Regions from separate parts of the Mus musculus genome. Here regions 1 and 2 are each linked to region 3. A link is a loop called in an ENCODE intact Hi-C map of the cell type or tissue named here. Cell type or tissue: gastrocnemius. All regions are shown on one strand.

Evidence for each region. A loop is a pair of places that touch in the nucleus more often than their neighbours do. Peaks named below come from ENCODE experiments on the same cell type or tissue, not always from the same donor. Only the 100,000 strongest peaks of a DNase experiment are listed, where the experiment ranks them.
Region 1: a loop joins it to region 3, with 5 times the contacts of the local background. A loop is called at or near these places in 9 of 42 quality-filtered maps.
Region 2: a loop joins it to region 3, with 7 times the contacts of the local background. A loop is called at or near these places in 14 of 42 quality-filtered maps.

The regions. Positions count from the first base shown.
Region 1 is chr15:79,034,326-79,042,325 of GRCm38, forward strand. Gcat (glycine C-acetyltransferase (2-amino-3-ketobutyrate-coenzyme A ligase)) reads left to right here. Exons shown (of 9, transcript NM_013847.4): 3 at 635-736; 4 at 932-1,078; 5 at 1,452-1,606; 6 at 1,695-1,777; 7 at 1,942-2,113; 8 at 2,428-2,549; 9 at 2,818-4,031. The coding sequence ends at 2,969. Galr3 (galanin receptor 3) reads left to right here and starts at 7,560. Exons shown (of 2, transcript NM_015738.2): 1 at 7,560-7,965. The coding sequence starts at 7,607. In gastrocnemius, CTCF peaks have their summits at 3,640 (motif pointing right) and 4,743; DNase peaks (open chromatin) are centred at 3,654 and 4,774; H3K4me3 peaks cover 218 bases; H3K27ac peaks cover 541 bases.
Region 2 is chr15:79,089,744-79,097,743 of GRCm38, forward strand. It overlaps Eif3l (eukaryotic translation initiation factor 3, subunit L), which reads left to right. Exons shown (of 13, transcript NM_145139.2): 11 at 1-218; 12 at 3,594-3,674; 13 at 4,458-4,657. The coding sequence ends at 4,496. Among named protein-coding and RNA genes, the nearest start is that of Micall1, 15 kb to the right of the region's middle. In gastrocnemius, a CTCF peak has its summit at 3,532; a DNase peak (open chromatin) is centred at 8,000; H3K4me3 peaks cover 566 bases; H3K27ac peaks cover 3,185 bases.
Region 3 is chr15:79,145,524-79,153,523 of GRCm38, forward strand. Polr2f (polymerase (RNA) II (DNA directed) polypeptide F) reads left to right here. Exons shown (of 5, transcript NM_027231.2): 3 at 530-660; 4 at 5,813-5,884; 5 at 6,066-6,251. The coding sequence ends at 6,156. Among named protein-coding and RNA genes, the nearest start is that of Polr2f, 8.2 kb to the left of the region's middle. RefSeq lists an enhancer at 7,081-7,662. In gastrocnemius, CTCF peaks have their summits at 2,625 (motif pointing left) and 3,249 (motif pointing left); a DNase peak (open chromatin) is centred at 3,232; H3K27ac peaks cover 566 bases.

The DNA.
Region 1 (8,000 bases), 110 kb before region 3:
AGAATGTCTAGTAGTCGCTGTGCCTCCGAAGGTGGTAGCCTTCTTTTTGGTTCTTTGAGAGAGGGTTTCTCTGTGCAACAACCCGTGGCTAACCAGGAACTCACTCTGTAGACCAGGCTGGCCTCGAATTCCTGGACTTCCACCTGCCTCTGCCTTCTAAGTGCTGTGTGCTGTGCCGGCATTAAAGGTGTGGGCCACCATGCCTGGCCATATATTTTCTAACAAAACTCTTGTGTTGAACCAAACAGCTCCCAAATCTCAGTGGTGGAGCCCCAGATAAGCATAAGCTCACTTCGTGTGATCCTCTTGTTTGCTGTGGAGAAACCAAAGACAGTCTGATGTGAAGGCATGTCTTCTGTCCCCAGCATCACTCAGAATCCTAATACTAGACAGACCTCCACTGCAGGCAAAGGTCCGCTCGGGATCGGACCTGCCAGATCCCAGCCTCCAAAGTGGAAGTAGCTGCGACAGTCCAAGGCTCCCAAGAGTCATCTGTGCCAAGAGCAATGCAATGTGTGGCTGAGGCTATAGGCTTCCTTCATGGGGTCTGGTGATGGCCATCTAAGCCTCTGTCCTCTAGGACTTGTCCCGCAAAGCCTGCTGGCACTGATTTTAACCTGCCTGTGTCCTTTAGAGCATCCATAAGAATCTAGAAGCCAAGATAGCCCACTTCCACCAGCGTGAGGACGCCATCCTCTATCCCAGCTGTTTCGATGCCAACGCTGGCCTATTTGAGGTGTGTAGAGGCTGTGGGCAGCTTGGAGTTGGGCATCTGGGAGAGCTAACCTATGTAAACTGGAAGGCAGGGGTGACAGGAGCCTGGTACTTTTTCATCTGGCCCTAGGCACCTGGTAGAGGTAGAGTTTTGCCTCGAGGGGAGTTATGAGGGAAGGGATACTTCTGGGGGCTATATAAGAACTCCTCCCCATAGGCTTTGCTGACCCCAGAGGATGCGGTTCTGTCAGATGAGCTGAACCATGCTTCCATCATTGACGGCATCCGACTGTGCAAGGCCCACAAGTACCGTTACCGCCACCTGGACATGGCTGACCTGGAAGCCAAGCTGAAGGAGGCTCAGGTGGGGTGAGGCCCTGGGGCTCCAGAGAAAGGCCTACATTTCCCTGCTCGAGGAAACGAAACTTGGAAGCATTACCCCTTTTCCAAAGAGCTGGAAGAGCAGAGGGAGCCATTTTGACTTCCTCATCCCTTATGCCCAAGACTTGTCTGTCGCTCCATTTCACCTGAGGTCAGGAAGCATCTTTTAAGCAGGTGTGTCTAGGACCTGTCCCCACTCCAGCTTGTCCACTTGAGGTCTGAGCCCTTTCTCAGGGACAGGCCTAAAGTGGCTAAGCCTAGCAGAGATGAGCAAGGCCCAGGACAGGGCCTCAAGGCTGCCAAAGAGCAGGTGCTCTGGTCCTACACCGTATCATCTGCCCTTCTCTGTCCCACAGAAGCACAGGCTGCGCCTGGTGGCCACAGATGGAGCTTTCTCCATGGATGGTGACATCGCTCCCCTACAGGACATCTGCCGCCTTGCCGCCCAATATGGTGCCCTGGTCTTTGTGGATGAATGCCATGCCACTGGCTTTCTTGGGCCCACAGGACGGTGGGAACATTTGAGGGCTGGGTGGGGGCTTCTGCAGGTGGGTGGGAAGTCCGGTGGCCAGTGACAACAGTGGTTACTTTCTTTGCAGGGGCACAGATGAGCTGCTAGGTGTCATGGACCAGGTCACCATCATCAACTCCACCCTGGGGAAGGCGCTGGGTGGAGCATCAGGTGCCTACAGAATCCTATCTATGGGCTCTCCTTCCCCACACGCAGGGCCTGCCTCATCGCTGTAGAGAAAGTAGGGACAGGAGTCAGAGAGGAGGACGGTATGAACTATAGGGGTTCAGGCGGTTCCTGGCCTCTCTTCAACTTTTTTTTCTTTCTGTTTTCAGGGGGATATACCACCGGGCCTGAGCCACTGGTGTCCCTGCTACGGCAGCGTTCTCGGCCCTACCTCTTCTCCAACAGCCTGCCCCCTGCTGTAGTCGGCTGTGCTTCTAAGGCCCTGGACCTGCTCATGGAGAGCAATGCCATCATCCAGTCTATGGCTGCCAAGACCCGGCGGTATGGTGCCCACAGGGTTGGATCAGAGAGAGGGAGAGATGGTAGCCACGCACCTTTCTGCCTCCTCCTGTCTGCTTCCTTTCCTTCCCACCCTCTCTGCCAGAGCATCCTCCTTCAGTCTCTAATGCCCTCTCTTGATACAGCTACTTCCCCACCTCCCTTTGTCCTTCCAGCCCCTGCTTGTGCCTCACCTGCTCTTTGGGCCTGTATGTCTATCTTTTTTTTCCTTCCTCTAACCAGTGGGCATAGACCCTGAGCCTCTTCCTCAGGCTCTATGGCCTTCAGCTCCCTGTGACACTCAGCTGTGTCCCCAGGTTCCGCAGTAAGATGGAAGCTGCTGGTTTTACTGTCTCAGGAGCCGATCACCCCATCTGCCCTGTGATGCTGGGAGATGCACGGTTGTCTTCTCAAATGGCAGATGACATGTTAAAGAAAGGTAAGAGGATTGGGGGCAGAGTTGTCCTCAGAGAAAAGAACACCTGTAAACTGTAGCTCCTCCCTACATCCACGCCCTGCTCCTTGCTGCCCACATCTCCTTAGATCAGCCATCATCCAGACTTAACAAACCACAGGCTATGAGGTGGTCTCATGCCTGTCAGCTTAGGCATCCCTTGTTCTTGCGGGTGGACCATGGGACAGCAGGCCCTTATATGTCATAGCCCCAAAGCCTGTCTGCCTCTGGTGTACCCCTGCTGTTTTCCCAGGTATCTTTGTCATCGGATTTAGCTACCCTGTGGTCCCTAAGGGCAAGGCCCGGATCCGGGTGCAGATCTCAGCTGTACACAGTGAGGAAGACATTGACCGCTGTGTGGAAGCCTTCGTGGAGGTGGGGCGGCTGCATGGAGCTCTGCCCTAAGCTCTTGGTAGGGACCTGCAGAGCCAAAGTTCCTCCACTGCCGCTGACATAGGGCTCCTCTGGTCAGCCCAGATCAGAGGCTGTGACTCAACCCAGACTTCTAGAGCCTGGTTGAAAATGGGCCTGTACTTGTCATCAGAGAGACAACAATGTGGAATTTGGCTATGACACTTCAGTCTGCTTTATTCTGGGTAGGCGTACCTCTGGCTACCTGAAGAACCAGGCAGGGGCTGGATCTCGCATGAGGTGCATCTTCCCCCAAACTAAGTCGGGATGCTGTGTCTGGGAGCCACCGTTTCGTACATAAAGCATTCTGTGCTGCTGTGCAGGGCAGTGGAGAACCAGCCCTGTGGACCCTTTCTGCAGCCTAAGCTGGGTGGGCACCTTGTCTCCTGTGCCCTAGCAGAAGGATAAAATGTAACTGCCAAATGAGAATTGTTCCTAGACCTGTGTTCCCTAGGAGAGGGCAGAGGTTCAGGCCCCAGAAAGAAGAAAGCAGATCACCCCTGAAGGACATCGAATCCTTGTTTTCCAGAGCTCTTTGTCCTTAACCCCGTGGCCTTAGGCCCCTGTGCAGGTCCCAGTTTCCCCCCACTTTAGAGAGCTGATGTTCCATAGGGACACCTTTCTGTCTCTGATTCAAAAGCCGATAGTCTGTCTGATGGTTCAGCCGCCAGGGGGCGCAGCGCGTTCACGCTGCCGCCGCTGGCTACTTGGGGGCCTTGGATCAGGCTGTTGGGCAGCCCTCAAGCCAGGCCAGAAGGGCTGGTTTGCTGCTACGAAGGCCCTGTCCTTCTACCCTGTCTTCCTACCGGCAACCATCACACCTGCTGCTCCATTACCATAGGTGTGGCCTCCTTCCCATTTTGCTGACCTTGCTTTACTGTGGGAAAGGAGGGGTGGAATCTCGCAGGCTCAGCCCCGCAGGCTTATGACTGCTGCTGTAGGCTCAGTGTGGGGGTGTGGCCTTGGGTAGCTCCCTAGCTATCTAGAAGTAGAACGTGGCAGGCAAGTAGGACTTACGGTTTCATTAAAAAAACAACAATGCAAAACCAAAAACAGAAAGTGAGGCACCTGCCTCTTCCTCCAGCTCACTTGCCTAGTATCTGAACAGCTTGGGACGGTCAGAGCAAGCTCCAACCTAACCTTGCAGATTCTTAAAGCTGGGGTTCCGAGAATCCTCCTTTGCAACCCGGTAGTGCTGAAAGGGTCGCAGCCTGGCAGGAGGCAGCTGTGGCTACGTCGTTCTGAAATACAAAGCGATGGTGGTGGTAGTTAGGGAGTCCCCGGTGGGCCCATGCCAAAGTGTCCCCCTGAGAAATCACAGCACGCAACAGACCTGATATAAGAAAGTTTATTGTGGAGGAAGGGAGCCTCAGAAACCTGGAAAAGGGATAGAGGCAGAGAAAGGGGGAACAGAATGAGAGAGGCCGGCTAGGAACACATGGAAACAGAGAAAAAGAAATTGGGGGATAAAGAGAAGGAGGGGCTGGGTGGGGAGCCATCCTCCTTATACCCTGCCACATCTGGCAGGCTATGGTGGCAGGTGATGATGCAAGCCTTCGCTAGGTCGCTGTTGGGAGGAGCCTAATGGAACTGTAAGCCAATAACATCAAGAGCAGAAACACCTGCAGGCTACCCCAGCAAGTCGGGCACCTGATGCCAGGTACCCCAGTTTGATGTATGTGTCCTGTGCAGGCTGATAGCTCATGCCCAGGGACCAAGAGCAGCCACTAGGTGGTGTGGGTGGCATACCCAGCCAGGTCCAGAATACCAGGCCTGGGGCCCACCCACACCTACGCTAGACTGCCACCCAGCGGCACAGTGGGAGAGCCACCTCCTGCAGCTCCCAGGCACTGCTGCAGGCATTGTCTGTCAGGAGGCGGTTCCTGTAGCAGTTGCACCATGACCTCCCAGGCCAGTTGGCCTCAGTGTTAACTCCATGCTGTCATGCAGCGTGGGGCTCAGCAAGCCCGCTGATCCAGGATCGGTTCTCTCACCTTGCAACTCGTCTGCCATCCAGAAGGGGTCCTAGAAGGTGCCCAGTAGGCACAGCATGTGATCCAGAGTGGGCATATACCAATAGTCTTTGGGCTTCTGTGGCAAGCCAAAAGGCATTGGAAGACCAGAAGACCAGCTTCGGATCAACCCTAAGGGAAGGGAGGAGGTGGTGGTAAGGACACCCCGAGGCTCCAGCCATGATGGTCTGTCCTCCCTGCCCCACAGCCAGGCTCTCTGATTGCCTCCCTTCCCTTCTCTCCTCCACTACTGTACCAGCTCAGCCCTGCTGCTTCTCAGAACCCTCTACACGGGTACTTTGAGCCCAACCCCAGCAGGGAAGGAGAGAGTTATAGAGGCCGGGCCAGTGGGGGTGTTCCAAGAGGTAATAGAATCCACCTACGTCTGGGACTCTAGGTATGGATATGTGGATTCACACTTCTGGAAGTCTACTGCGTTGCCGCCCTTGATTTTCAAAATCTCACATCAAGTCTAGAGACCTACAAGGGATCTAAAGAGCCCTCCTTTCTGATCACCGGCGCCAGAGGTTGTGAAAGTCAGCTTTGCGGCTTCTAGGTCTGATTCCTAATAGCTCCATCCAGTGAGCCTCTTGTGAGTGGGGTTGGTGACACTAGAGAGGCCCCGCAAGCACTGGTAACTGCATAGGGGGGCTTCCCACAGGAACTGGTCTTGAGTGTTGCCCAGATCTTCCAGTCCTAGCTCCATGGGGCACTCGTCTCTGATGTGCCCTCCACCTTCCGGTTCTGGAAGGATTCTTCTCCTCCCCAGCTCTCTGCCCTTGATACATACGGTTGTCCAATATCCAGTCTCTTGGTTGGCAAGTCTAGTGCCCCTCCCTCCCCAAGTGGCAGCTGCTCTACCCCTGGAAGCCCATAGGCCACTCCTCCCAGGGCTCATGCCTACCATTCAGCAACATCTGGTTTGTGCCTGGGCAAGAGGCCCTCAGGTGAATTAAGTGCAAATCCTCTCTCCTTTCTCATCTCAGCCATAACAAACTTCTTACAAGATGGAAAGGCACAGGTCATGTTCTCCCTCTGGAACCTTCCTAGCTTCCCTGTGGCTTTCAGGCTAAATCAAGACCTGGCTTCCAGTCGATGAAGCCCCTTAAACTAGCTTAGGGAATGAAATGGGTCTTGTGATTCCTACCTGAAGTCCACAACAAAGAGCTTTTGGTCCTGGTTTCCCAGCCTTGGAAACTCCATTTAAAAATAGAAATCCTTTCTGAGCTTAGATCAGAGTTCTACTTGGAGCCAAGGAAGCTAAGGCACTAGGGGGGAGGAGTCACAGGCCACAGGAGGTGGGAGGTGCCAGGAATGGGCTGAGCCCTGGGCAGGAAAGGGTTAACCACGGAAGCCAATCTCCTAGAGCGGAGATCAGTGGGTTACTGCCCGTGAAAGCGAGAATGAGGTGGCAACAACGCAGACAGGCAGAGAAGAGCGGCGCTGAAGAGCATGCCACCCCGGGGAAATCGGGGGTCTGAGGAGGAGGTGGCCAGTCCACTCCGGAGCAGTAGCGAGTGCCCAACATCCAACTCAGCGGACAGCTGAGGGCAGGGGAGAGGAGAGGAGGGGCCTTGAAAATGAAGAGAGAGAAATAGGAAGCAGAGGCGTACCTGCATGGAGGCAATCAAGGGCTGAAACAAGAAGCTCCAGCCTGGCCGTTCTACCAGGAAGCATGCAGGGGCCCAGTGCCTAGGGCTGAGGTGGGTGCCGCCTATCCTGGGCTTGGGGGCTTACTGCTTGTAGGTGCTGTGTAGGGGCAGATGTCCCCCTTCTTCTGTCCTCCCTGCCTCCTGAACCCCTGCTCCTAAGTCATCTCACTGCTGCACTGGGTCCCTGAGCACAAGGGGACCCACAGGTTGTAAACTGCGGCTCAGGGTAGGGTTGACACCAGGCAATGTGCGCACAGGCACGTGCATGGGGACACATGTGAACAGTCGGGTAGCACCTGTTGCAGTTTTTCCGATGCGCATTCCAGCCTAGGAGTCAGGATCCCAGCAGCCCCAGAGCTGTCACTCAGGTTGTGATATTAGCCACTTGTGTCACCTCTCTAGGCCTCAGTTTCCCTACGTGCAGAGCGGAGGCGGTGACTTCTGTGGTCTTCCTAGCTCTGCTGCTGTAGTGCTCTCATGAGGAAGGACTCTTCATTGACTCAGGGGTGTTACCGGTGCCGCCTGTTGCCACAAAAATGCCCCTAAATTCAAAGGTCTCCCCTGAGCGTCCAATGTGGTTGAAAAAGAAAATATAGCCAGTTTGTGTTGCCTCTCAGCGGCCTCGGCATCTTCTTATTCTGCCTGTGTCTTCATGTGCCTTATAAATCTAGAATAACCCAAACAGCCTTCCAGGTTCTGGGTTAAAGAGGTGTTCCCTAGGAAACCAAGGATCAGCGTGTGTGTGTGTGTGTGTGTGTGTGTGTGTGTGTGTGTGTGACACACACAACCAATGTGACTGTCTCACATGCTGACTTTGGCTTTGTTCTACCCTCTTCTGTCCTTCATGAACTTCTAGCCCAGATACCTGGTCAGATCCAGGCTGAAAGAACCAGATTCCTGGGTCAAGTGCCTTGAGACCTGGCCTCCTGTCTGAAGACCCGTTTTCTCTTCCTCGTTTGCTAGGAAAATGGCTGACATCCAGAACATTTCGCTGGACAGCCCAGGGAGCGTAGGGGCTGTGGCAGTGCCGGTGGTCTTTGCCCTCATCTTCCTGTTGGGCATGGTGGGTAATGGGCTGGTGTTGGCCGTGCTTCTGCAGCCTGGCCCAAGTGCCTGGCAGGAACCGGGCAGTACCACGGATCTCTTCATCCTCAACTTGGCGGTGGCCGACCTTTGCTTCATCCTGTGCTGCGTGCCCTTCCAGGCGGCCATCTACACACTGGATGCCTGGCTCTTTGGGGCTTTCGTGTGCAAGACGGTACATCTGCTCATCTACCTCACCATGTATGCCAGCAGCTTCACCCTGGCGGCCGTCTCAGTGGATAGGTGAGCTGTACCTGGGTCAGGCCAGAGAGGGACCT
Region 2 (8,000 bases), 56 kb before region 3:
AGCAGGCCCAGCTCTCCACCATCCGCAGCTTCCTCAAGCTCTACACCACCATGCCTGTGGCCAAGCTGGCCGGCTTCCTGGACCTCACCGAGCAGGAGTTCCGCATCCAGCTGCTCGTCTTCAAGCACAAGATGAAGAATCTGGTGTGGACCAGTGGCATTTCTGCCCTAGATGGCGAATTCCAGTCGGCCTCGGAGGTGGACTTCTATATTGATAAGGTATGGTATACCCGGAACCAGTCACTCCGCTTATCCTCTCAAAGGTGTGAACAATAGATGATAGCCTTGCATCAGATGCGTAGTAGGTTAGAAGTGTGAGTAGTGGGAACAGGGGAAGGGTGGTGGAGACAAGCACACGCAGGAGAAGTGGGGGATAAAATGCTGTGCATGCAGAAGTGGGACGTCCATGTCTACTAGGAACTATTCAGCTATGCCTGCCCCAAGTTCTTGTTGCCGTGGTGGTTTCAAACTGCAACAGTGTACATCCTACTGGTTACAGGCATAGGATGGTACAACGGATGGTACAACACTTTGTTTAGAAAGTGACCTGTAAGCTGAAACAGAGCTTAGCGTTAGCTGTGAGAGAATGGGCAACACTCTCACTGTGTATACTCAGTTTACCCATGCCTGCCCTGAGGTGTGTGACACATCACCGCCCCTCGCCTCCTGCCAAGATTGTTGTGCAGTTCACCTGCTCTCCTGTTGCTGGGTTTGTGCCTGACTTTGGATTGTTAAGTAAGGACACATGATGGGCTTTTTTTTTTTTTTTTTTTTTTTTGATTTTTCGAGACAGGGTTTCTCTGTAGCTCTGGCTGTCCTGGAACTCACTCTGTAGGCCAGGCTGGCCTCGAACTCAGAAATCCACCTGCCTCTGCCTCCCAAGTGCTGGGATTAAAGGCATGTGCCACCACGCCTGGCTCACATGGGCTTTTTTGAGAGATGGATGGGGCTTTGAATTTAGGATCCTCCTGCCTCAACTTCCCACCTGCCGGGATTGACTGCTTTATGGAAGGCTTTTTTTTTTTTTTTCTTTCGAGACAGGGTTTCTCTGTATAACCCCTGGCTGTCCTGGAACTCACTTTGTAGACCAGGCAGGCTTCGAACACAGAAAATCGCCTGTCTTTGCCTCCCAAGTGCTGGGATTAAAGGTGTGCGCCACCACGCCCAGTTTACGGAAGGCTTTTGTAGGTTAGCTAGCAATAATCTGTATGTAATTTGCACGTGTGTCTGGGTATATGCTGAGTTCTTTCTCAAGTATTAACCCAGCAGTGGCTTCCTTGGGATGAGACGTAGGCTGAAGACTAGCGTTTTCTTTCTGTGCCCCTCTGTCGAAGCTGGAGGCTTTAGTGTCCTATTTAATGAGAACATGAAGTGACTTTGTTGTTGTTTTGCCGGTGCTGGCTGCTGAGCTGAGCCTGTGTGTGTCAGGCAGGCACTCTGCACTCTGCCATCTTCCTGGCCCAGTTCTTCATTTCTTTTTGTGAAGTTGCCCAGGCAGGCAGGCAGGCAGGCAGGCGATGGATGGATGGATGGATGGATGGATGGATAGGGTTCTGAACTTTGATCCTCTTGCCTTGGCTTCCTAAGTAGTTGCGGTTACAGGTCTCTGCCACTGTAGCTATTGTTTTGGTTACTTTTCTATTGCTGTGACAACACCATCACATCACCAAGGCAGTTTATGAAAGACCCAGTGTTGAAGTATATGAGCCTATGCGGCCATTTTCCTTCAAACCACCACACCCAGTCATGTTTTTCATTCGCATTTTTCTCAGAAGCACATAACAGTGAACATTGTATATGTTGAGTACTGCATTCTCTTCCTCCAGCAGCTACTCACTTGATATGCCCTTGGTGTGTTTTATTTATGTGTGTGGAGAGACACATGCATGTGGAGAGCAGAGAACATTTTGTAGGAATCCGCTCTCATTCACTGTGGGATCCCAGTCATCCATCAGAGTTGCACAGAATGTGCTAGCACCCTCTGTCCCAGCTCTCTCTGACTCTTAAAAAGAATGGTTTTAGGCTTGGAGCACGTGCCTAATAGATCTCTCTTGGGCATGTGTGTAATTGTAGAATAAATGAATCTGCTTGGGTTATCTGTTTTTTAAATTATTATTATTATTATTAGTGTGTGTGTATAGACAAGCATATATATATATATATGCGCCATATGGTGGGGAGAGGAGGTTGGAGTCATTGTCAGGCATGTGTGGCAGGTGTCTTTAATCACTGAGCCATCTTGCTGTCCAGTAATTTGGTTTTAAGACCTTACTTGGAGCCAAGTGTGATGGCACATGCCTTTAATCCCAGCACTTGGGGGGTGCATCTCTGATTTTGAGGTCAGTCTGGTCTACAGAGCAAGTTACAGGATAGCCAGGGCTACACAGAGAAACCCTGTCTTTAAAAACAACAACAACAAAAGAGAACTTGCTGCTCTTCCAGAGGACTAGTGCTTACAGCAGGCTCTGTGGGATCAATGCCTCGAGCTTCCTTGGCACCAGCACTCGAAAGTGCTTACCCACATGCAGATACACATCCACTCATCATTTAAAATCGTTTTAAAAGGAGAGGGTGAGGCAGAGAGTAATAAAGACATTCTCTGTCGGCCCCTGGTCTCTGTGCAAAGTTGTACACATCCACTCAGACATGGACACACACATGCTCGCGCACACCCCCTTCTGTACACTGTCTAGCCAACTCCTTGCCTTCCTTTCTGGATTCACTCAGTGTGTGACATATGTGCTCTGAGAGTATCATTGACTGCTCTGCCCACTCGCTCATCTCTTGGTGACTCAGCAGCTAATCCCTTGGCATCAGTTTAATAAAACGCTTCTACTAATGTGGTCATTACAAGTCAGATGTTATTTTTATGTTTTGTTATTTGTATGTGTGATCTGTGTGCTGGGTGCATGTGGAGGTCAGAGACAACTTTAGGGAGTTGGTTCTCACCTTTCATGGGGATGAGACAGGGCCTGTCTTGTGTCTGCTCTCCTGGACTCTTGTGTCTCGACCTCCCATCCCGCTAGGAATGCTGGATTACAGATGGTCCCCATCTTAAGCCACCTCCATAGCCCACAAGTCAGGTTTTGCTGGGGTGCTGTACTCAGATTAAATCAATACTATGTTCATGGTTTACAGGCCCTATGCCGATCATGCCTGAGTGCTGGGGGAGTGCTGGGTCAGGGTGGTCCTCTCCCATCCGCCTCTCAAGTGTTAGGATTGCATGTGTGGGTGTGGATGTGGGTGCGGGTGTACTTACATGCTTTTGTTTCTCGCTGACTGCTAATGCTCCACTTCCCCAAATGTCCCTTTTGAAAATTAGTGTAGGAGCTGAGTTTGATAGTCCAGGCTCTGCATCTAAAGTTCAAGGCTAGCCTGGGCAATTTAGACCCTCTCATAATAAAAAGTAAAGAGGGCTAGGGGTAAAGCTAAGTAGTAGAGCCCCTACCCCCTGCCCCAGTGCTGAGGGGAGCGCTGTAGATGTTAGTAACACTTGACACAATTGTGCTTTGCAGTTAAGTGGCTCCACACTAGGTGGCCCTCTCCTCCATCCCTGCCCTCGCATCCACCACTTCTAACTGCTTTCTCCCATAGGACATGATCCATATTGCAGACACCAAAGTTGCCAGACGCTATGGGGATTTCTTTATCCGACAGATCCACAAGTTTGAAGAGGTAAGATGTCTGAGAGTTGGCTAATAAGCCTGTAGATTGAGAAGGTACTTTAAATTCTTCTTCATCTTTATTTTTAAGAAACTGGTGATTGGCCCTTTAACTTTCTAAGCTTGCCTGGCTAGCAGCTTGGGCCCAGGAACTGCTGTGTCAGCCCTTTCTAGGAGATCTCCTTCCAAGATCTTGGTCTGTGGGTGGCCCTTCGAGGGGTGCTGCTGTCCTTTCCCTTCCTGGTATTTCCTAATAAGGGTGGATTTGCTGCTGCACCCCTCCTTCCCACTTCTCCCGCTCAGACAGGTCTGGCCAGTGTCTGGATGCTAGAGAACTGGAAGCTGTGTTTGACAGGCCTGGTGCTCTCGTATCTTGTCCTAGGAATTGCCTTGTCTGTCAGGCCAAAGAACATAAAATTGTAAGGCCCTCTGTTGTCCACCTCTGAGCCACCTTGTCCTGGAGTCCTCTGACAGAAGCCATGCTCCTTCAGGATTTTAACAGTTGGGCATTGTTTTTAACCCTCTAGCTGCTAGGCAGCAAAAAGAGGTTGAAACTCAACTAATCTAGCCACACTAACCCTGTCCTGTCTATGAAATGGGCTAAGTGGTCTAGGATGTGGGTTTGCCAAGCAAGGACAAGGAAAAAGACCTATGACTGTTTTGGGGTCTAAGGCTTTCTGTGGCCCTCCAGGTCTCAGAGGGGTTGCTGGGTGGGTGTCAGGTTTCTTGATTGTGCACACTGTTGGGATAGGTCCCAAAAATTCCACATCTAATCTAGCTTTACTTTACCATGTAGCTTAATCGAACCCTGAAGAAGATGGGACAGAGGCCCTGAAGATACTCATCCACGAGTCAAGAACCTGTTTTGATATTATAGATGGGAAGCATTCTTGTCACCAAGAAGCCTTACCTAAGTCAGCCGTCAGCTGAATTGAAACTTGTTCAAATCAAGGACTGGATGTTTTAAGGCGCTCTCAGTAAAGGGTCTTTGTTGGAGCTGGGTTTGTGGTCTCATTATTATGGGCAGATCTGTGGCTCTGGCAGCGATGCATTGTTTCCTCTATATCCTGCTTTCCTGGTGCATCAGACAGTATGGAAGCCGAATTCTTTTATCCCTGTGTTCATAACATACTGCATGCTTTATAGAATAGTTCACATGTCTTGTGTCTGTCCGGTGCCCATGAGAACCCCATGAGATTTAAATGACCTGCCAGAATTTGCATAGCAAGTTAGTGGTGGGTGCTGTGCTCTTGGAAGAAACTATGGGGAATCTCTTACTGTCAGGAATTGTGCAGAAAGCACTCGGACACGAGTTACAGCTCAGGTTTTGTGCAGCTTCATTTTTTTTTTTTTGTTTAGAAAGTGTATCCTAAGCCAGGTGTGGTGGTGCACGCCTTTAATCCCAGCACTCAAGAGGCAGAGGCAGGTTTCCGAGTTCGAAGCTAGCCTGGTCTACAGAGTGAGGTCCAGGACAGCCAGGGCTATACAGAGATACTCTGTCTCTTTTGGTTTTTTTTTCGAGACAGGGTTTCTCTGTATAGCCCTGGCTGTCCTGGAACTCACTCTGTAGACCAGGCTGGCCTCGAACTCAGAAATCCGCCTGCCTCTGCCTCCCGAGTGCTGGGATTAAAGGCGTGCGCCACCACGCCCGGCTGATACTCTGTCTCGAGAAAAAAAAAAAAGTGTATCCTGAACTAATTTTATTAGTTGTTCTGCCCAGATTAGTACCTGCTGGCAGACAGAGTTGGGCCTCCTCTGCAGATCTGTTGTACAGTCCTCTGTATGTGGTGGAGGCAGTGTTTGAGACAGGGCTGTGTACCCCAGCATGACCTCACACATAATCCTGCTGCTGTTGCAGCTTTTCTACTAGGATTAGAGATTTTTCATTGTGGAATTTTTTTTTTTTTTTTTTTTTTTTTTGTGGGAAGCTTTATTTTATGAGTATGGGTGTTTGCATGTATGTCAGTGTATCATATGTGCAGTGCCTACAGATGCCAGAAAGGGTCATCAGATCCCTCTTCACTGCTGAGCCATCTCTCCAGACCCTTTCTGGCTTTTTGAGACGGGGTGCTGATATGTGGCTCGGGCTGACCTAGCTAGCAAAGTAGCCCAGAATGGTCTGACTTGAAGTCATGCTTCTTAGTCCTGATGGTTGGCAGTGACTTTCCTTTCCTGGGTGTTAATGGTCTATGTGTTACCTTGGTGCCTTGCCCGTAATCCGGTGCCTGAGCTTGGTGCCTAGTGCAGAAGGTGATTGTGGGACAACTTGTGCTCTCTGAGCCAAGGGTGGGAACGGGCGGGATGCTGTTTAAACCCATTGGTTGCCTGGTAACAGAGGATGCTCACTTGTTTATCCTCCCCCACATTTGGAATTCATAAGCACCTCTCTCTCTCCCACCAATTTGCCTAATTCCTGCAAGCTATTAATGTAGCCTTATGTGGAAGGAGGTCTATGTGGACAGGTGTTAGAATCTTGGTTATCCAGATGGGCTCTGATCCAGTGACGGGGATCTTGCAAGACGCACAGACATTGGAGTTCCCCAGCTGAGAGCTACAGAGGCTTTCTCTCCTGGAGAGCTGACCTCCATCTTGATTTCAGGGTTTTGGCTTTCTGAATAATGTGACTTCTGCTCTACAAGGGAACTGACTAGGCACCGCTAGGCAAGGAGGAGGTCCATGTATGGAGAAACCAGATCCTACCTGTGGAGCTTAAACTTTGACAGGGTGATAAATTATGCTTGCCAGGACGATGATAAAATCTATGGGGAATTACAATGCCACAAGGATAGTTTTGACCCAGGTATGCCTGTAATCCACACTCTAGGGAGGCTCAAAGTGGCAGGTCAGTGACAGTTCGAGACTACCTTGCATTTGTGACAAGATGAGGGGACACAGTAATAGGGGTCACTTTGAGCAGACTACTGAAGGCAGATATTACAGATAACCTGGGGAAGTGTTGACCTGCAGAGGAAACAGGCACTGAGGCCAGAGCACATAATTCTAAGGGATCACAGAAGACAGCAAGTTGGTGTGGGGATATGTGGGGAGCCAGAGACTGTGGGGTCTGTCGGTGGTGGTAAGGGGGTGAAGCCTTAGTGAGGCTGGACGGATACCATACCAGAGAGGTAACAGCTCTTTGCTAATTCCAGAGCTAAAGGGTGGAATTCAAAGATGAACCCAGGTCAGCCCAGTCTTAAAGACTTGTCCTGGGACTCAGCCCCACTTCCCGAAGGAAAAAGGCCAAGGGCATTCTCTGCCTTAACAGGGAAAGTATCCAAGCGCTTGTAAAACCCTTGGGAATTCTCCAGCCTCTTCATCTGTGACCTTGTAGTAGTGTCAGGCTGGAGTGAGGATCTGCCAGGCTCTGGACTCCCCATCTTCCTGTCCAGTGCTAGTTTCTGACTGGGGGAGGGGCTGTGCTCTGACTCCTTAGTATCTCCTGCTGTTCCTCCAGCAGCCCTGGCACTGGGCAAAGGTGACTCCCCTGGGCTAATCTTTTCCCCAACTGTTTTTAAAAATCAGTTTTTAGGGCTGGTCCTGGTGGCGGTATATCATTTGGGAGCCCCCCAAATTTTTAAAAATGTTTCTAAAGTTGCCAGGCATTGGTGGCACACACCTTTAGTCCCAACACTTGAGAGGCAGAGGCAGATGGATCTCTGAGTTTTAAGGTTAGTCTAGGTTACAGAGCAAGTTCCAAAACAGCCAGTGCTATATAGGGAAAACTTACTTCAAATAAAAATTGTTTTAAATTATCTCTGTTAGGGAAGCACCTTAGTAGGATGGTTTCTGGGAATCCTACCATATAGGTGCTGGGATTGAAGTTTTCAGGCAAGTACTTTTCACACAGTCCCTTGGGTCAGCCTGACAGCTAGAAACCCTGTCTTGCAAGCAACAAAAATAAACACAGTCCCTGGGCTAACACTGGAGTTGCAAGTTTTCTCTTTCCTTTCTCACGCTGGATCAGGGACCTGGAGAGATGGCTCAGTGATTAAGAGAAAATACTATCTTACAGAGAATCTAGGTTTATTTCCCAACACCCACATCTTGTGGCTCAAAACTCCCTCTAAGTCCAATTCCAGGGGACCCCTGGCCACCGGCAGGCATTAAAAACCAGCCTTTTATACATAAATAAAAATGAAAACAGTTGAGGTTTTTTTCCAGATCAGCAGTAGGCTGACTGACATGGCTTCCTTGCCCTCTCCTTGCCTTACCCAGGGTCACACACACAGTGTGTGTGTGTGTGTGTGTGTGTGTGTGTGTGTGTGTGTGTGTGTCTGGCTCCAGGTCATCCCTCAGCCCAGTGGCCGTCCGCACTTGGCAGCCAGCAGCCGTGGTGTGG
Region 3 (8,000 bases):
GTGTGTTCTCTCTCTCTCTCTCTCTCTCTCTCTCTCTCTCTCTCTCTCTCTCTCTCTCTCTCTCTCTCTCTCTCTCGCCTAAATAGAGCAGAGGACAGCAGGTTCTTGCTCAGTATGTGTTTGACTCTCATTTACCATGACTGTTCTAGTCACCTGACCCAGTGACTCATTTGCCATATGAAAGAGCAGGTGTTTGTCCTGAGCTTCCGGTTCAGGGTGTGCTCACCACTTACAGGGCCAGCTGTTTGGGCAAGGCGGCTGGCTCTAGAGTTCTGAACACCGTCATCTTTACTGCTAGCTTGGAGGTTTTGGTCAGGTTGGCTGACTCTTGAAGCCCCTGGATTGGGGACCACAATCCTTACCTTACAAGGTTGCATGCGGTTAAGGATTGCGTGGTGTCAGTGAGTGGTTGCACGGTCCATGACATCCAGAAAGGGTTGAGGGTGGTGGGAAGTCTCTGTGTCATCATCGTCCTACCTGATCCAAAACTTGCCCTGAGATTTCCCCTCTTTGTTTGCTTGCTATCCAGGAGGGCCAGGAAAATGTCGAGATTCTCCCATCTGGTGAGCGACCACAGGCCAACCAGAAGCGGATCACCACTCCTTACATGACCAAGTATGAGCGGGCCCGGGTGCTGGGCACCCGGGCTCTTCAGATCGCGTAAGTGCTGCCCTTTGGCCGTCGTGTCTGTCAGTTCACCACAGTGAGCCCAAGCTGCTGGTCCTGCCCAGCCCTGGTGTGTCAGGACTTGTGCAGTGCTTTAGGGCACCTGTGGGAAAATGTAAGAAGTGACATGAGAAGTGACAGTAAGAACCCTGGTCAGCCGGGCGTGGTGGCGCACGCCTTTAATCCCAGCACTCGGGAGGCAGGGGCAGGCGGGTTTCTGAGTTCAAGGCCAGCCTGGTCTACAAAGTGAGTTTTAGGACAGCCAGGGCTATACAGAGAAACCGTGTCTCGAAAAACAAAAAACAAACAACAACAAAACAAACAAACAAAAAAGACACAGGAGGATCATGGGTTCACGGGCCTACCTGGACTACCGAGTGAGTTCTAGGCTAGTCTGGGCAACTAGCAAGACGCTGCCCCAAGATAAAGAATGAAAAGAGGTCTGGGGTGGAGCCCAGTACATGTGATTACCTGAGTTCAGAGAATTCCTGTCAGTTGGTCAAACAAAATAAGAGTGAATTCAGGCAAGGCTGCAACAGCTCCTTCTAGCTTACGCTGATGGGAGGGAGGCTGGCCAGCCCAGCCCAGTAAGCAGGCCCCTCACTTGGGAAAGTCTGGAGCAACGGTGGCTCTGGGCGCTAGGAAACTGAAGAGCATGTTGTTTTTCTAAATTTGGATGGCCGGCCAGTGAGCTCAGCCCATCCAGAGGAGGCAGGGTGTTAGTGGAACTCTAGTGGGAGACCCAAGCCTAAGGGAAACTGTTGGTATGGGGCGCGTGGGTGCTGCAGGATGGACTAGGGAGAAGGAAAAACACAGCAACAGCAGAACATTCTCCCATGGGGCTGGGGAGGCCTGCATAGGGCTGTGAGCATCCCTACCACGGGTTCATACAGCCCTGGGTAAAGTTGACTGCAGTGTCTGCCTCGGTAAAGGGTCTTATGTACAGTCAAGGTTGACCTCAGCCATCCTCAGCTATAGACCTTTCTTCAGCCTGGCTGCACTCTTGGCTCCTTGAGTAAAGCCACCTTCAGGGGGATATGTGGTCCTAGTGGCCTAAGGATAGTCTCTGTTATGGCACTCATTGGCTACATGTGGCCATTAAATCAGCCCTGTGAGGCAGTGCACACCTTTAACCCCAGCACTCAGGAACCAGAGGTGTGTTGATCTCTGTGACTCCAAGGCCAACCTGGTCTACATAAGGAGTTCCAGGAGAGCCTTGACTACACAGTGAGGCACCATCTCAAAAACAATAACAGTAAACCCCAAACAACCACCACTACAACAAAAAACACCTACCCAAACAAAGGAAAAGAAAGCACGCACACATACATACACACACACACCAATACTAGAGATACCTCAGATGCTCAGGGGCCTGTCTGTGGCTCCCAGTTAGCACGGGGACATCACAGGTACAAGACATTTCCAGTTTGCTGAGTGTTCTGGGACACATGTTCCTTTAGCTAAGATTGCCCTGTAGCAGGAAGCCTTCATTGTGCAAATCTAGCAGTGCTCACCACTGCACCTGTCGAGGATGCAGAGGTGATGAAGACATCACCTCTAGCTCCCCAGGGAGCTTCTGATGTAAAGGCAGTGTGGGCAGTGCCCTGCAAAGGATACAGAAAAGCAGGCGCCTCGCGGAGGGGCTAGAGCTAGGAGGCAGATGCAGGGCAGTGGTTTTGCACGTGTCCCTGGTGCTGAAAGCTATGGGTGGGTACAGCCTAAAGGCAAGCTTGCAGCACAAAGAAGGCAAAAATGTTACTAAAGGGGACCAGCAAGATGGCTGAGCTGGTCGAGATGCCTCATTTACAGGAACCCGCGTGGTGGAAGCAGAGAACTGATTTCTTCATGCTATAGCATGCATGTGCTCACACATGTACAGACCTGAACACACAGAGTAGAGTCTGATGAAGTGGTTCATAGAGGGCTCGATGCTCTTTGGGGGCTCAGCACCCTCTTCTGGCCTCTGTGGGCATCCACACACATGTGGCAAAAGCTGCATAAACACAAACGCATATAAGTGAAAATAAAAACATTTCAAACTCTTCACACACTAAATAAATATATATTTTGTTTTGTTTTAAAGTATGTCCTGACCTTGTAGGGCAACCGAGTCACGGCCACCTGTAACTTTGGCTCCAGAGGGATCTGACACTTCTAGCCTCCATAGGCGCCTTCACTCCTGCACAAACCCTAACACAGACACATGAATACAAATAATTTTTTTAATATGATAAATAAAATAAACTTAGTAAAAGATGTCAGCAAACCTACAGGGACAGGTTCAAGTTGGCACACATCTGATAAGCCAGCATGGGACACTCACAGGAAGGGAGGCGTCCTGACAACCCCGACCTAAGCCAATGGAAGGGTCATATTCTGTGGGAGGAAGAGGGCTCCAGCTTAAGCCAGGCTCTAGTGGTCCTTCCCCTGAGAGGTCCCCTGCCCTCTGTCCAAGCACAGCCAGGCTGGATCCTGTACACCGAGGACTGGGCTGTGCCTTCGCTTAGCTGCTGAATGAAACACCAGCTTGGAGCTCTTTTGGTTGAGTCCAGTCTGGCTCGCTAGCACCACCTGCTGGCTGATGTCACTCACCTCTTCCTAACTGGGTGGGTGACAGGTTTATTTGTAGTGACTGCAGCACAGGACAGCCACTTCAAAGCCTGCACTTGCATGTCCACTGGGGCACTGATGGACGATGCCCTTCAGTTACTCCCATTATGTGTAGAGCGCGGACACAGGCAGATCAGGGCAGTGGGTACTCGGGTATAGCCGTGTGGATGGCAGACTAAACCCAGGACCTTACATGCTCTACTGCTTGAGCTACTCCTCAAGTTTTGGGGACATTTCATGATTCAGGAAAGACATTTGGTTTCTGCCCTTGGGAAAATTTCAGGCCTTTAGGATTAGCAGAGACCAGAATATTTAGTCATAAACTAATAAGTGTCAGTCTCAGGGTGGCTGGTCCCCAAAGTCACCCAGCACCTCTGAAGTTACAGTTCTCAGACCCCTTCGTGAGATGAAGGATTCTGTCTCATGGCTCTGGATCAGCAATTAAGAGCACTCAGTGTGCTTGCCAGGTTTGGTTCCTGCCATGAACACGGTGGCTTATAGCCCCCTTCCCTCTGGTACCAGTGTATCCAGTGTCCTCCAAAGGCATGGACCTCCATGTAAGCAAAACACCCACACACATAAGATAAAATATATTCAAACCCTTTCAAAAAAAATCTGTCCTGATGGTGTGGAGACGGCATCGGGCCTGGATTTCAGATGCTTGTTAGTCAGTCTGAGTCTGTTGGTGTGAGCCCGCCCAGGGTTATTGGAGGCGTCTGTCTGTGTGCAGGAAGTGAGCCTGGAGTGATGTGTCCTTGTTGCTGTTGGAGCTTTTGCTTGGAGCAAGCATTGGCTGGGGTCTGGACCCTCTTAGTGCACCATGTGTGGTCCTGGAGCACTGGACGCTCATGGGCTGCTGTGGATGGTGGTGCAGTCAGTGGCTTTGGTGCCCAGAAAGGCATATGTAACTCACCAGGGGCACAGCGGATGGAGATTCCCAAAGTGGCGACATCTGAGCCTCTCTCACGCTTGTAGCGACAGAGGGAGCACTGCGAGGACGGAGAGTAGAAGTGAAAGGACTCTGTACTGAGCCTGCTGTCTGCGCCGTGACAGGTCCCGAGGCCAGGCTTCTGGCTCAGCCCATCTGGCTCAGTCCTGGAGCTTGGAAGGTTCTAGAGCATGGCACCTCACCTGTGGGTCCTCAAGCTGCATCATAACATGGCAGGGTGTCATTTGGTGGGACTGAGCAACCCCGCTGGCTTGGGTTTCTCTTCCTTTAATAAACCCCCTTAGGGCATCATGGTGGTCACACCCTCATGGCTTTCCAAGGGCTCCTCCTCCAGTACCGTCATCATCTTAATTTGGGGGACACTTAAGAACCATGATACGGTTGGTTAGTTGTGGTGGCGCACACCAGTAGGATGTGCTGAAGGAGGCAGAGGGATCACGAGTTCAATGCCAGCCTGGGCTACACATTTGGGCTGGAGAGATGGCTCTGCCCTGGCCGCTCTTCCAGGTCCTGAGTTCCATTCCCAGCAACCACGTGGTAGCTCACATCCATCTGTAATGGAGTCCAATGCCCTCTTCTGGTGTGTCTGAAGATAGCTACAGTATACTCATATACATTAAATAATTTTTTTTAATTATTATTTTTTTTAATGTTTTTTTTTTTTTTTTTTTTGCTTGTTTGTTTGTTTGTTTGTTTGGTTTTTGGTTTTTGGTTTTTCGAGACAGGGTTTCTCTGTATGGTCTTGGCTGTCCTGGAACTCACTTTGTAGACCAGGCTGGCCTCGAACTCAGAAATCCGCCTGTCTCTGCCTCCCAAGTGCTGGGATTAAAGGCGTGCGCCACCACGCCCGGTATTATTATTTTTTTTGTTTGTTTTTTTCGAGACAGAGTTTCTCTGTGTAGCCCTGGCTGTCCTAGAACTTGTTCTGTAGACCAGGCTGGCCTTGAACTCAGAAATCCGCCTACCTCTGCCTCCCAAGTGCTGGGATTAAAGCCGTGTGCCACTACGCCCGACTTTTTTTTTTTATTTTTAAAGCCATAATACAGTGGAGGCATGGAAGTTTGTTGTGGCTGGAATGAAGGTGCCAGGCTGGAAGAGTGTGGCCCTGCTGGGGATGTTGCTGTGAATGCCTTTGCTGTTGGAGCATTACCCAGATGACTTCAGTATGTTACGTGAGACACATCCTAGCATAGTGGTTAGGTACAGATCTCGGCTCTGCCACTCTGCCTACGTGACCTTGGGCAGGACACTTACCTCTCTGTACCTCAGGTTCCTCAGTAGTAAAATGGAAGTCAGAGTAGGCCTCCCTCGCTGAAGCGGAGGATCACGGCAGAGGGACTAGCGTGCAGGGAGCAGTGAGGCAGGGGTCTCTTAGGCTAGGGGATGTGGAGAGAATTCAGGGACTTGTGCTTGGAGGCACATTTTAAATCCAGTCTGCGAGCCTTCCCCTGCGGTGGTGACTCCCTGAGCACCACTGCCGCCATGCCTGCCTGTCCAGGTGCCCTTGCGAGATGAGGAGCGGGACACCAGATCCACCTTCCATGGGCCTTGTCTGCTGACTCCAACCTCTCTGTGTCCCTGCAGGATGTGTGCCCCGGTGATGGTGGAGCTGGAGGGGGAGACAGACCCTTTGCTCATCGCCATGAAGGAACTCAAGTAAGGTCCTCCTCCAGAGCCCAGCAGGCCTCTCTTGGACCTCTGTAGACCTCTGGCTCATTCATGGTCAGCCCCTGGGAACCGAGGGAGGGTGTTGATGTGACCCGTGCTGCTGCCACCTGTCCTCTGCCGGGAGCCAGGGCACCAGCCCTCAACGTCGTGTGACTTCTCTCCACTACAGGGCGCGGAAGATCCCCATCATCATTCGCCGGTACCTGCCAGACGGCAGCTATGAGGACTGGGGCGTGGACGAGCTTATCATCAGCGACTGAGCCGGGCGCGCTCGGCCTGCACCAGCTCTGCTGGGCACCCTCTCTGTGCCCGTTTTATATGTGTAAATAATAAACCTCACCCTTTCCACCCCCTCTCCCCGTTACCTGCGTGCTGCCACCTGCCCTGCTGTAGGACTGGGCATACATCAAGGTGGCCCTGTGACTGTTAGCTCTTTCTAAGGCACCAGGGCCCTTAGCCCCGTGGGTAACACCCCCACCCCCCACCCCACCCCCGTCCCTCCATCCATCTCCCCATGCACCAGAGCAAAAGCTGCTGCAGGGGAGACACCTCAGCTGCCTTCTCAGCAGACAGATGAGTCTTTGTGCCCAGGGAGCTGGTTGCTACGGAAACCCCCAATTTCCTTTCCAGTGGGGACTGGCTGCAGGGGCTTCTCCCTTCTCAGGAGTATCACAGAGCAGGTTTCATCAAGCCAGCCATTGTTCCTAGGGACCTGCCTAGAGCTCTTATCGAGGACTCGGATCCCCTTTCAGGAGCGGTGCTTTAGCAGGAAGCGTGGGGGTGCAGTGATCCCCTACTGTCCCCAGGCAGAGCCCCGTTGGGCAAGTCAGCAACGGGAGCAAGGACCAAGTACCTTTCCAGCCCTGTCCCCACTCTGTCCCAGGCCAGTGCCACAAAGTGCCCCCATGGCCCGCTTCTCTGGTCTGCCATCTTGTGCCATCTCCTCTCCTGCCTCAGCAGGCCCTCTTGTGCGTCCTGCCTCCCACCCTAGGAAGCCCCTTTTATATCCTGAGGTAGAGAGCTGTGTAGAGCCAGGGATGGTAAGGCACGTCTATGTTTCCAGTACTGAGGAGGTGGAGGCAGGAGGTTTGCACAGTGAAGTGAGTTCAAGGTCAGCCTGGGCTACATGAGGCCTTGTCTAAGTTTTTTGTTTTTTTTTTTTTAAGAAAAGAAGGCAGCCATGGGCACTGGCATAGTTGGAAGAATGGCTTTTGAGTGGCCCAGCCTGACCTGGCCCACGGCAGCTCTCAGGAGTCATGGCGTGTCACATGGGATTGGGCACCCTGGTTAGGGTGGGAGGAAGAGTGGCCGCTGTGGTAGGAGGGGTGTTTACTGCTCTGGATAAGGGTTAATTCTGGGGGTCGGAGACTTCGCACCCCTGCCACCCTCCTCCAAGCCTTTGGAATCCTTTAATCAAGCTGGGTGCTGAAATTTCAGCCCTGAAATGCCGCCTTTGTGCTGGCATCCAGGCAGCCTCCCCAGAGTGCAGGGTCACTCTCTCGGCCCCATTTCTCTAAATGGTCCCTTTGTTCCCTGCTGGGCCGCTCAGTATCAGATGTGATTAAGGGGAGATGGGGCTTGGGTAGTAGGAGGGGGAGTTAACCCTTAGGGGATGGGTGTAAGGAGATGGGAGAAGTGGGTGCTCTTCCTCTGGCCTTCCTCTGAATTCTGCTGTTCTTGGGCAGCCCCTCGTTGCTCTGGCAGGCCTGGGGTTGTCCCCTGTGGAATATGCTGTCACCTCCCATCTCCTAAGGCTTACGGTCATCTTGTCAGTCATTTAAAAACACCTGACACCAGAGTGTCTGCTGTGCCGGAGCACATCCAAACCTGTGTTCCAGGGATGCACACAACCTGCTAACACTGGCTTCCGTTTTTGTCATCCCCCATGGCCATTTCCCTACAGCCTACACCAGTGGTGGTGACATGGGCACTCTAATGAGGTAGCAGGCCTCTCTTATGGGGCCCCACCATCTTGCCTGCTGTGTCTCCAGTTCCTCCTTGGAGCAGGAGATCCATAGACTGGAAATGGTAGAGAGGCAGTAAGAGTCAGCGTGTGAGGCTGCTTTATATCCGACAGTGCTGGTAGCATAGATAGAAACCTGCA